Regions from separate parts of the Homo sapiens genome. Here regions 2 and 3 are each linked to region 1. A link is a contact called in ENCODE Hi-C or POLR2A ChIA-PET data. All regions are on one chromosome and are shown on one strand. The core of a region is the stretch at or near the end of the contact, and the rest is flanking DNA. Distances in the headings are between cores, read along the strand shown. Region 1 has its middle 130 kb from the start of WASF3. Region 2 has its middle 36 kb from the start of RNF6. Region 3 holds the start of CDK8 (cyclin dependent kinase 8).

Region 1 (3,137 bases), core at 397-2,896:
AATGTCTTGTTCTCTTTTTCAAACCATCTGTTCCATCAGATGACCACTATATTCATCCAAAACTAGCATTTCAAGGTTAGTTTAGACTAGGGTTGCATGATAATATCCAGGGAGCCTGGTTAAATTTGAATTTTAGATAAACAACAAAAATGTTTTGGTATAATTACGTCCCAAATATTGCACAGAACATACCTATACTACAAAAAAAGGTAGTTTATCCGAAATTTAAATTTAACTAAGCAACCTGTGTTTTTATTTGCTAAAACTGGTAACCATATTTTTTTAAATCACTGTGTCTTCCTCAACTAACCAATTTGTAACCTATTCATAACCAATCCATTTATAAGATATTGCTTGTCACTGATTTCCCCTATTTTGAATAATAATGAGAGAAAAAATTTACTTTTTATTTAGGGATATATAGTAATTTTTACTGTCACTTTCTTGCAAAGGATGTAATACCATAAGCACTCTTGAATATATTTGGAAGTATTTTTCCTGAGAGGTAGCAATTAATTCAGGGAACGAAATATTAGAAGATTGGTTTTACCAGTTCTCTATGCTATGAAAGCACACATTACGAATTAAAACATGGTATTCATTAACACAAGTTTGAACTAGGTAAGTATGTTCATTTCTCTTTCCACATTTTCAGAATTATGCCTCCGATTCTTTTGGCATACCAGCGTGTTTCAAAGGCAAATGTCATCTTTATCACGACCACCCTGCCTACACAGATTGTGGGTTTCCTAGGCCACACGTACCAGGAAAGTCATTTAAATGGCACATTGTAGTATCTAGGAAGAAATGTTCCTTTCCCTTTGGTTGAATTGACTGTTAAGCGGGGGGAAAATACCCAGAAATCTCAAGGACTGAATTTCTTCATAAAACTAAACATGTCTCCATTTATTCTTAGGCATGGTGACTCTAATACTTTCATTTTCCCCTTCTGTATTATTTAGAAAGAGTAATTCAATTTCCCCAATACTTCAGAATCCTGATGGAGTGTCAGATCTTCAATAACTTAACTTGTTCTGTCATTTTATTAAATTAGGGAAAAAAATAACCATTTGCTACTTTTGATTGCATTTTAGAATCTATAAGAAAGTGCTAAGTTTCTCTGTGGCTCCTGCGTGTCCTCAGTTAATATCAAATTGTCCCCAGCTTGAATCATTTCCCATGATTCAGAAAATCATTTTTCTTCTGCCCCTAAGGATACAAATTGGAAATAAAGTGATAAAACTTGGAAGAAATGCAATAAAACATCCCTAGGAAGCTTGAGAATCTTAGATGAAGCAGTTGGTGAGTTTAAGATCTTGCCCAGATGTGCTGAAAATATCCTTTCCACACAGTAAAAATATTCACTGCCTTCTTAAATTCAGTGACGTTTTTCTTTTTCTTTCTTTCTTTTTTTTTCTTTTTCTTTTCCTTTTTTTTTTTTTTTTTTTTGACAGAAAGGCAGCTGCTGTTCTTGCTGGCAGATGATAGCACTGGTTCCAAGGAAATCAGAATGCTTGCTGCCTTTGAGGCTGATGCAATGGGGAGGTCTAGCAACTTCTTTATACCCTGGCTTAAAAGGACTTTCTCCCAACACATTCCTATCCCTAAAGAACATCCCTGCTTTCCTTTCCAGGGCATTTCTTTCTCTCCAAGCCAGCCAGACGGTTCTCTGCCAGGGCCCATAGCCCTGCACTGACATTAACCAGAGCTGAGTCCGCCCTGCAGTCCTGCTCCTCTCTCACATTCAGTACTCGTTTTTACAGGAAAGAAAAGCTCATGTGTGCTAAGTCAAGCATTTTTAAAAAGAAAAAGGAGTTTGAAAGATTCATTTCACAAATGCTATTTCCTTTGCACTTGTTCCACCCGCCCCCCGCCCACAATTCTTAAGGGCAGGTGCACCAGAAACCATGATGTTTATGGCATTCTCTCTCATCCAGTAACTCCCAAACCAAACTGAAAAGATGCCAGACAGTCTTCCCTGTATACCATGGTTTCTTTCAGGGTTTTTGATACTGAATGAGAAAATGATGATGTGTGGGTTAGAGTCAGACTGAAACTGGGCCATCGGCTCCTTGTCTGAGGAAATGTCGTGTCCTGGCGGAGGGAGCGTGGAACCGCTTTCTGGCCTGAGCTGGGCTCTTGGGACAGAGTTGGCAAATGGCTTCACTTCTCTGGGTCTCAGATTTTCCCTCATGAAGTAGGAGGAATGGGGAGCACTAGATGGAAGCAGGCAGATAACTTCTGGAGCTGAGGCTGGCGTCCGCCTAGGGCCCCGGGCCCCACCCGCACGGGTAAGCTGAGCCTCTGAGGGGGTCTGCGATGGGACTCACATGAGCCACACAACACCCCCGTTCTCCTGCCGATATCCGCCCACACTCTGGGAGCTCCTGGGGGCAGGAACAGCCTTATATCTCCCCCCACCCCCAACAGCACCAGGCACATCTCTGTTGTCTATAAGGTGTCGATCTAACATATCCACAGCCTAGCCCCTGTTGTAGGAGTAAGGATATCAGGGGTAGGATACCTACCACACTGTGTCCTAGCAGCCTGGTTGCTCATCTGTCTTTCCAATTACTCTCATCTCCAGAAGCTAGCATGGTGCCTAGCTCTGGGTGCCATTCAGTAAGTTCCACAAAGACCAAGAATGAGCTCCTATACTTAGGAAGTTTCTGCTGCGTACCAGCCACCATCTCACCATTTCATTTAATGCAACAATCCTAGGACATCAACTCTATGATTGTTCCCACTTTCCAGATGAGAAGCCCGGTGCTTAAGAGGTTCACATTGTGCCTATGATGCACAGCTTTTGAGCAGAGCCAGGATGCAAATCAGGCCCATCAGCCTCTAGAATGTGCACCTTCACCCCCACAGTGAGGGAATGAAGCTGCCTTGTTCCATTAAGGTGATGGAGGGAGGATGGAGGAGCAGAGAGACCGCAAGAAGCCAGGGGCCTGACAGGCACCTATGCCCTGGAAGCCTGATTCACCTCTGGACTTTCAAGTTACACAAGCAGGTAAATGTCTTTATCCTTTAAGCCATTTTTGACTGACTTTTGACTGTTTGCAACAAAAGCACCAGCAAGCTGGATATGAGATTCCTCATCCACCACTACCTCCTCTGCTTACAGATTATTTATA
Region 2 (3,137 bases), core at 334-2,833, 240 kb before region 1:
TTGATTGATTGATTGACTATTAAGACAGGATTTCACTCAGCCACCCCAAGCTGTAGTGAAGTGGCACAAACACGGTTCATTGCAGCCTCAACTTCCCAGGATCAAGCCATTCTCCCACCTCAGCCTCCCAAGCAGCTGGGACAACAGGCGCACACCACCATGCCCGGCTAATTTTTTCAAATTATTTTTTGTACAGATGGGATCTCACTATGCTGCCCACGCTGGTCTCGAACTAATGGGCTCAAGCTATCTGACCGCCTCGGCCTCCAAAAGTGCTGGAGTTACAGGCATGAGCCATCATCCCCGACCAAGGTATTATTTTTATTTTAGCTTTTTAAAATTTCTATTTGGTGTGCTCTTTGTAATAATACATAAATATATATATGAGCATGCATTACATTTTTATAACTTATAAATAAATACATATACATATACATTTGAAGTGCATTTTTTTTAAAAAAAGTTGTTACTTGGCTGGGCACAGTGGCTCACGCCTGTAATCCCAGCACTTTGGGAGGCCGAGGTGGGCGGATCACGAGGTCAAGAGATCGAGACTATCCTGGCCAACATGGTGAAACCCCGTCTCTACTAAAAATACAAAAAATTAGCCTGGCGTGGTGGCAGGCGCCTGTTATCACAGCTACTTGGGAGGCTGAGGCAGGAGAATCGCTTGAACCCGGGAGGCGGAGGTTGCAGTGAGCCGAGATCGTGCCACTGCACTCCAGCCTGGGCAAAACGAGCGAAACCCTGTCTCAAAAAAAAGTTGTTACTTAAAGTAATGCATTGTCAACAGAAGTGTAGAGGCCATGATTCTAAACTTGTGTTCTCTACGCCTAACTACGAACCTTGTGCCTTTCCAAAACCAAAGGTCACACTTCTGGAAAGTTCCTTCCTCCCTCACATTCAATATCTATTTAGAGAACACACACTATGTCCTAGCTTCTGCTAGGTTCTGAAAATACAGTAAGAGGCAAAAGAGCCATAGCCCCTCCCACCCCGTGCCCTTATGAAACTTGCAGTCTACATAAACATAGATATGAAACAAACACAAAATGTATGTTTTAACCCTAAAATGCGATAGGGAAGCCAGTCAGACGATTTACTCGGGAGTAAGAATTCAGGTCATTCACCAAGGCGCCCATGTCAAAGCTTCATCACCCGCCTCGCGGCCCTAAAACGTGTCAGAGTCATGATACACACAACGCAGAGGAAAAGTTCAAAAACAGATCTTAAAAAGAGAAGTGAAAGCAAGCGATCAAAACATTTCTGGAAATCTGACACATCTGGAGTGCCGTGTGGAGACGCCAGGGCGCGTGGAGCTTTGAGCAGTTAAAAACCCAGACCGGGAGGCCAGTGCGTGTGTAAGACCGCGTTTCTCTGCAAGGCTGTCCCGCGGCAGGAACGCGCTCGTTGGGCCGCAGAGCAAGAGCGGGACGCGCCGGGGGGCGTCTGCGTGGCACGTGGGCCCCGCAGCCAGTCGCGCTACCGACTGGCAGTCAGCGGAGACGCTTCGGAGCAGGTCTGTTAGGGCGCGCGCACACACATGCACGTGCACGAGCGCACGTACACGCGCACACCGCCAGCGCGGACCCTGACGGGGCCGAGCCTCGGAATTGGGCCTCCTCGGCCGCCGTCGTCTTCTCAGCTCTCACAGGGCCCGCAGCGGCGCTATACCTTCGGCCACAGGTAGCGCGTTCCTTCGCTGTGCTGACCGTCGATCCCGGGGGCGCTAGAGCGCCGGCTCCGGGGAGGGCAGGGAAGCGTCAGGGACCTTTCTTCTTCTTTTTTTTTTTTTCTTTTTTTGAGACGGAGTCTCGTTCTGTCGCCCAGGCTGGAGTGTAGTGGCGCGATCTCGGCTCACTGCAATTTCCGCCTCCCAGGTTCACGCCATTCTCCTGCCTCAGCCTCCCGAGTAGCTGGGACTACAGGCGCCCGCCACCACGCCCGGCTAATTTTGTGTATTTTTAGTAGAGACGGGGTTTCACCGTGTTAGCCAGGATGGTCTCGATCTCCTGACTTCGTGATCCACCCACCTCGGCCTCCCAAAGTGCTGAGATTACAGGCATGAGCCACCGCGCCCGGCAAGCGTCAGGGACCTTTCTAGAGCCTTGCTTGGCCTGAGGTCCGGGACTGGGGCTGTCCCCGCTTCCTGTTTCTGCCATCAGTGGGGCCACAGGCCTGAAGACGGCTTGTACCGCCACCTTGGGCGCCTCTGCTCCTGGCTGCGACGTGGGGCGTCCTAGCCTTCGGACCGGGAACCTGATAGGAGACGAATAGAAAGGGGGAAAGCCCTGGAAAATTAAGCCGGCACAAGAAGGGGGAAACGTTTGGAGGTCAGGCAAGGCTGATGGCCTTGGGGATCGCGGAGCAGGAGGCTTACTGGGATGTCCAGTGTGAGAATGTCAGCCCGTGAGCTCTGGTGTGCAAGAAAAATGCCTCTTTTCTGGATTTCAGGTGAATTTCTGACTCCTCTGGGCTACATACGACCACCCTTCCCTGGCCCCCTCTGGTGAACTGGTTATAAAAGAAAAATTACCCTAGTTCTTCCTGCGGTCCCCTCCCCAGGGATTAGGCCAAGTTCTGGAAGCTTATTGGGTGACTTAGTGGGTATGTTAATGGTTAAGTAACGTACCCAAGGTCTTATTGCCAATCAGTGGCAAAGTCAGGATTCAAATGCAGATCTCTTGGACTCCAGAGGCTGGAGTTTATTAAATGTTTAGCCCCAGCTCTATTTGATTTTGGGGGTTTTTTAAGACAGTCTCTATCTGTTGCCCAGGATGGAGTGCAGTGGTGCAATCTTAGCTCACTGCAGCCTTGAACTGTTGGGCTTAAGCAGTCCTCCTGCCTCAGCCTCCCAACTAGCTGGGACTACAGGCGTGTGCCACCACACCTGGTTCCTAGCTCTATTTGAGACCACAGTGGCCTGAAGTGTAAAGCACACTGGACACTAGGTGTCAAAAAATAGAACTAGAAGTCAACAAGTGATCTAAAACAAGATTCTGTAGGTGTCTGGGCATCAGTTTCATCATCTGGGTGAAATGGACTTGAACCTGTTAATATCCAAGGTCCCTTCAGCCCTAATAGTCTAGGAATTCTAGAGAGTGTAACTGCTCATTTGCAGGCTGCCATCCAGACCA
Region 3 (3,137 bases), core at 332-2,831, 170 kb before region 1:
AATCCATATTCAGAAAATGATGTAATTCTTTAAGGATGCAAATGAGCAGTTCTGCTAGAGAGTTACCCAATTTTCATCACTGAATGGAAACAAATAATATGCCATTAATGAAAGCCTACATTTGTTTTGTGCTTTGCACTTTGCAAAGAAAAAATTCTAGGCTCCAAGAACACATTAGTAAATGACAATGCAGGATTCAAACCCAGTATAGTAAAATACTCAATACTTATATAGTATGCTAGGTAAAAACAATTTAATTTTACACAGTGGTGAAGTCACTAATTTTCTCCAAGGAAAATTATATAAGAGAAAGCCCTTTGGAGGCTTTTTCACAAGATGATATCATCATCATCATCATTGGTATATGGATCTTTTTGAGATAAACATGTTTATTCATTCATTAATTTAACAAGTGTTTACTGTGCATCATTATCAAGGCATGACACTAGGTTTTACAGAAGATGCAAATATGACTTCCTATAACAACTTAGGATCTAGCAAGGTAGAGGAAATAAAAGATGAAAGGAATTTGATAAATATCACAGGAAAGGTGGGAAAAAAAGTGTTAAAAAGTTCACATTAAAACTGCAAAGTTCATATTCCCTTTGGGAAGTGGGGAGCTTTAGTGGAAATGGTAACAATTGGAAAACCAAAAATTAAAAATAGACAAGGGGGGTAAGATAAAATGATAGATTAGTATCAAGATACCAGGACTCCTGAAGCAGGACATATTGCTACCTTAAGATTATTAACAAACTAGTTCCCATGGATTTAGATCCTTTCTGTAATCATAGCTAGAAACTGGTGTTCTTATAGGTAGTATCGCAGAAGGCTGTACTGTACTCAATACTTCCTGTATATGGATAGGAAAGGTTTGGATGGTCATCTGTCACAAGAGTAACAATGTTTAGGAGTAGCTTGGACACTGGTCATTGATTCACTTTTATTGGTGCTTGTAATGTCAGTATGTTGACATCATTGTGCAGCCCTTATCAGATTGTGAACACCAAGAGTACCCCAACTGCTGGCCCGCGAGCTGTTTACAAATATCATACCGGCTTTTATCGATGATAGTGGCCTTTAAAATCTGGAGTTCAGAGTGGCACAAAATGTGTTTCTAATGCAAACGACTCTCCTTCCCACGTGCACCTCTTTGATCAAGTTTGTGGCTGAAATCAGACTCTAGTTAGATCGCTGTAAAAATAAAAATAAATTTTCCCCAAATGATTGAAACGAATTTCACCCTAGACTACGAGTCCCATCATGCAACGCTCCCATATTCCCACCGTGTGGGGCGGAGTCGTAGAAGGGGCGGCAGCGGCGGCGGCCTGTGCATTCTGGGTATTGTAGTCTGGGGCCCGGCCACCGCTGGGGCTGGTTCCACGTGGTGCATTTGGCGGCAGCTTTGGGCAGTGGCTCCCCTGCTCCCTCCACACGGTCCTCAGGGTGCCAGCGCCAGCAGGGGCGGCCAGCCACCGCGGGAGCGGGCTAGAGTGTGGCCCGGAGGCAGCCCGAGGCTTCGCGACGTTTTTGCGACAGCCGCGGCCGTGTTCCGCGAGTGCCCTCCCTCCTCCTCTCTTTGAGGAGGTACCGGCTGTTGTGCGGCTCTGCCCTTCTGTTTGAGTGTATGGGAGAGTGAGTGAGTGAGTGAGTGTGAGCGTGTGTGTGAGAGCGTGAGGCGTGAGTGCGCGTGTGAGAGGACGAGAGCCCGCCTGGCCGCCCCGCCGCTCCCGCCGCAGCAGGAGCAGAACGCGCGGCCGGAGAGAGCGGCGGAGCCGGCGCCCAGGGAGCCCGCGGGGACAAGGGCAGAGACACCGCTCCCCACCCCCAGCCCTCGTCCCTCGGCTCTCCTTCGCCGGGGGATCCTCCCCGTTCCTCCACCCCCGGCCGGCCTCTGCCCCGCCGTCCCCCTGGATGTCCCTGGCGCTTTCGCGGGGCCTCCTCCTGCTCTTGCCGCATCAGTCGGGCTGGTGCTGCGGCCGGCGGGCGTAGAGCGGGCGGGTTCCCGGGGGCTGCGGCTGCCCGTGCTTCCCCGGTCCCCACCCCTGCCCCCCGGCCCCCCGACCCAGCTCTCCGGCCTCAGAGGCTGTGACAATGGACTATGACTTTAAAGTGAAGCTGAGCAGCGAGCGGGAGCGGGTCGAGGACCTGTTTGAATACGAGGGCTGCAAAGTTGGCCGAGGCACTTATGGTCACGTCTACAAAGCCAAGAGGAAAGATGGGTGAGTGTGTGTGTCTGGGCCGGTGTCCGCGCTGGGCGGCGCTCCCGCAGGCCGAGGCAGGTAGCCCGGAGGGAGAGCGGGCCGCCGGGGTGCCGGGCTCTGACTTCCTCGACGCCGGCCTCTGGCTCCGCCAGCCAGGTTTGGGGAGGAAGTGGTGTACGAGGGATCCAAACCCACGAGAAATCCTGCGTGCCGCGTCTGTGTTCTGCTCTGGTGGTAAGAGGCAAGATGAGCCTCTGCACCGTGGGCTGTATACTTTTCAAGGATTTCAAAGCTGATTCATGAAAAAATTCGTTCTAAAACGCCGGGTTAAATGTTTTTTGTTTTTTTTTTTCCTTGGTCGATTTATTATGGTAACCTTCTGGGGATTTCCTCACCCGCCTCTGGAGTGTCATCCATCGGTCTAGAAGGAAGGCTGTGATCCTTTCCCCCACCAGTTTGTGATCGATTTTTTATCAAATTTGTATTTTATTTGAGGAAAGGAAGGCAGCGAGTGAATGTGGTTCTGGAGAGAGTTCCCCATAGTGATCATCTGCAACATAAATGTTGCAATTGCTATTTAGATATTATTAGCTGTGAATTTTTACATAGAACAATGGGGGTTTGGTGCAGGGTGGGTGGTGGGGAAGAAGGCAAGTGACATAGGGACTATCTCGTTCAGGCGGTTTCCCCCAAATTTAGCGGCTGGCAGTGAACTTTAAATAATCCCTTTGCTTTAAATATTCTTCCCTAGTAACAACTTAATTAAACCTATGACTGGTAATGCTTCCAATTTAGTTTCTTAACAGGCAAGTGAATTGTTCATTTTTTCTCTTTGTCAGTAGATGAATGTCTTGTAATATTGACAAAAGAGAAGGCAATTCTTAGTTGGGGGGAAAATATATTTTATTAACTCCATGTTTTCTTGTAAAATGG

Evidence for each region. Hi-C counts contacts between places; a loop is a spot of excess contacts on that map. ChIA-PET counts read pairs that join two places held with the same protein, here RNA polymerase II (POLR2A). Pooled maps may share reads with other maps.
Region 2: a pooled map shows a loop between it and region 1 (2.8-fold over the local background). The contact joins two enhancer-like sites. A Hi-C loop is called at or near these places in 6 of 50 pooled maps. POLR2A ChIA-PET finds 5 or more read pairs at or near these places in 2 of 52 experiments (Caco-2 and WTC11).
Region 3: a map of ascending aorta shows a loop between it and region 1 (2.8-fold over the local background). The contact joins the promoter of CDK8 here to the enhancer-like site in region 1. A Hi-C loop is called at or near these places in 5 of 168 maps with a recorded cell type or tissue (Caco-2, ascending aorta, endothelial cell of umbilical vein and 2 more) and 9 of 50 pooled maps.

Annotation. Positions count from the first base shown.
Region 1 is chr13:26,422,210-26,425,346 of GRCh38, forward strand. No RefSeq gene overlaps it. Among named protein-coding and RNA genes, the nearest start is that of WASF3, 130 kb to the right of the region's middle. RefSeq lists an enhancer at 2,283-2,808. Within about 2 kb of position 1,647, at least 8 of the 41 ENCODE cell types and tissues checked have a DNase peak (open chromatin) inside an H3K27ac peak, as active enhancers do; they include ascending aorta, where a contact is called at or near this core.
Region 2 is chr13:26,184,993-26,188,129 of GRCh38, forward strand. It overlaps a transcript of RNF6 not described here. Among named protein-coding and RNA genes, the nearest start is that of RNF6, 36 kb to the right of the region's middle. RefSeq lists enhancers at 1,153-1,322, 1,373-1,422. Within about 2 kb of position 1,584, at least 34 of the 41 ENCODE cell types and tissues checked have a DNase peak (open chromatin) inside an H3K27ac peak, as active enhancers do.
Region 3 is chr13:26,252,548-26,255,684 of GRCh38, forward strand. It overlaps CDK8 (cyclin dependent kinase 8), which reads left to right and starts at 1,582. Exons shown (of 13, transcript NM_001260.3): 1 at 1,582-2,222. The coding sequence starts at 2,095. RefSeq lists a silencer at 1,587-2,186.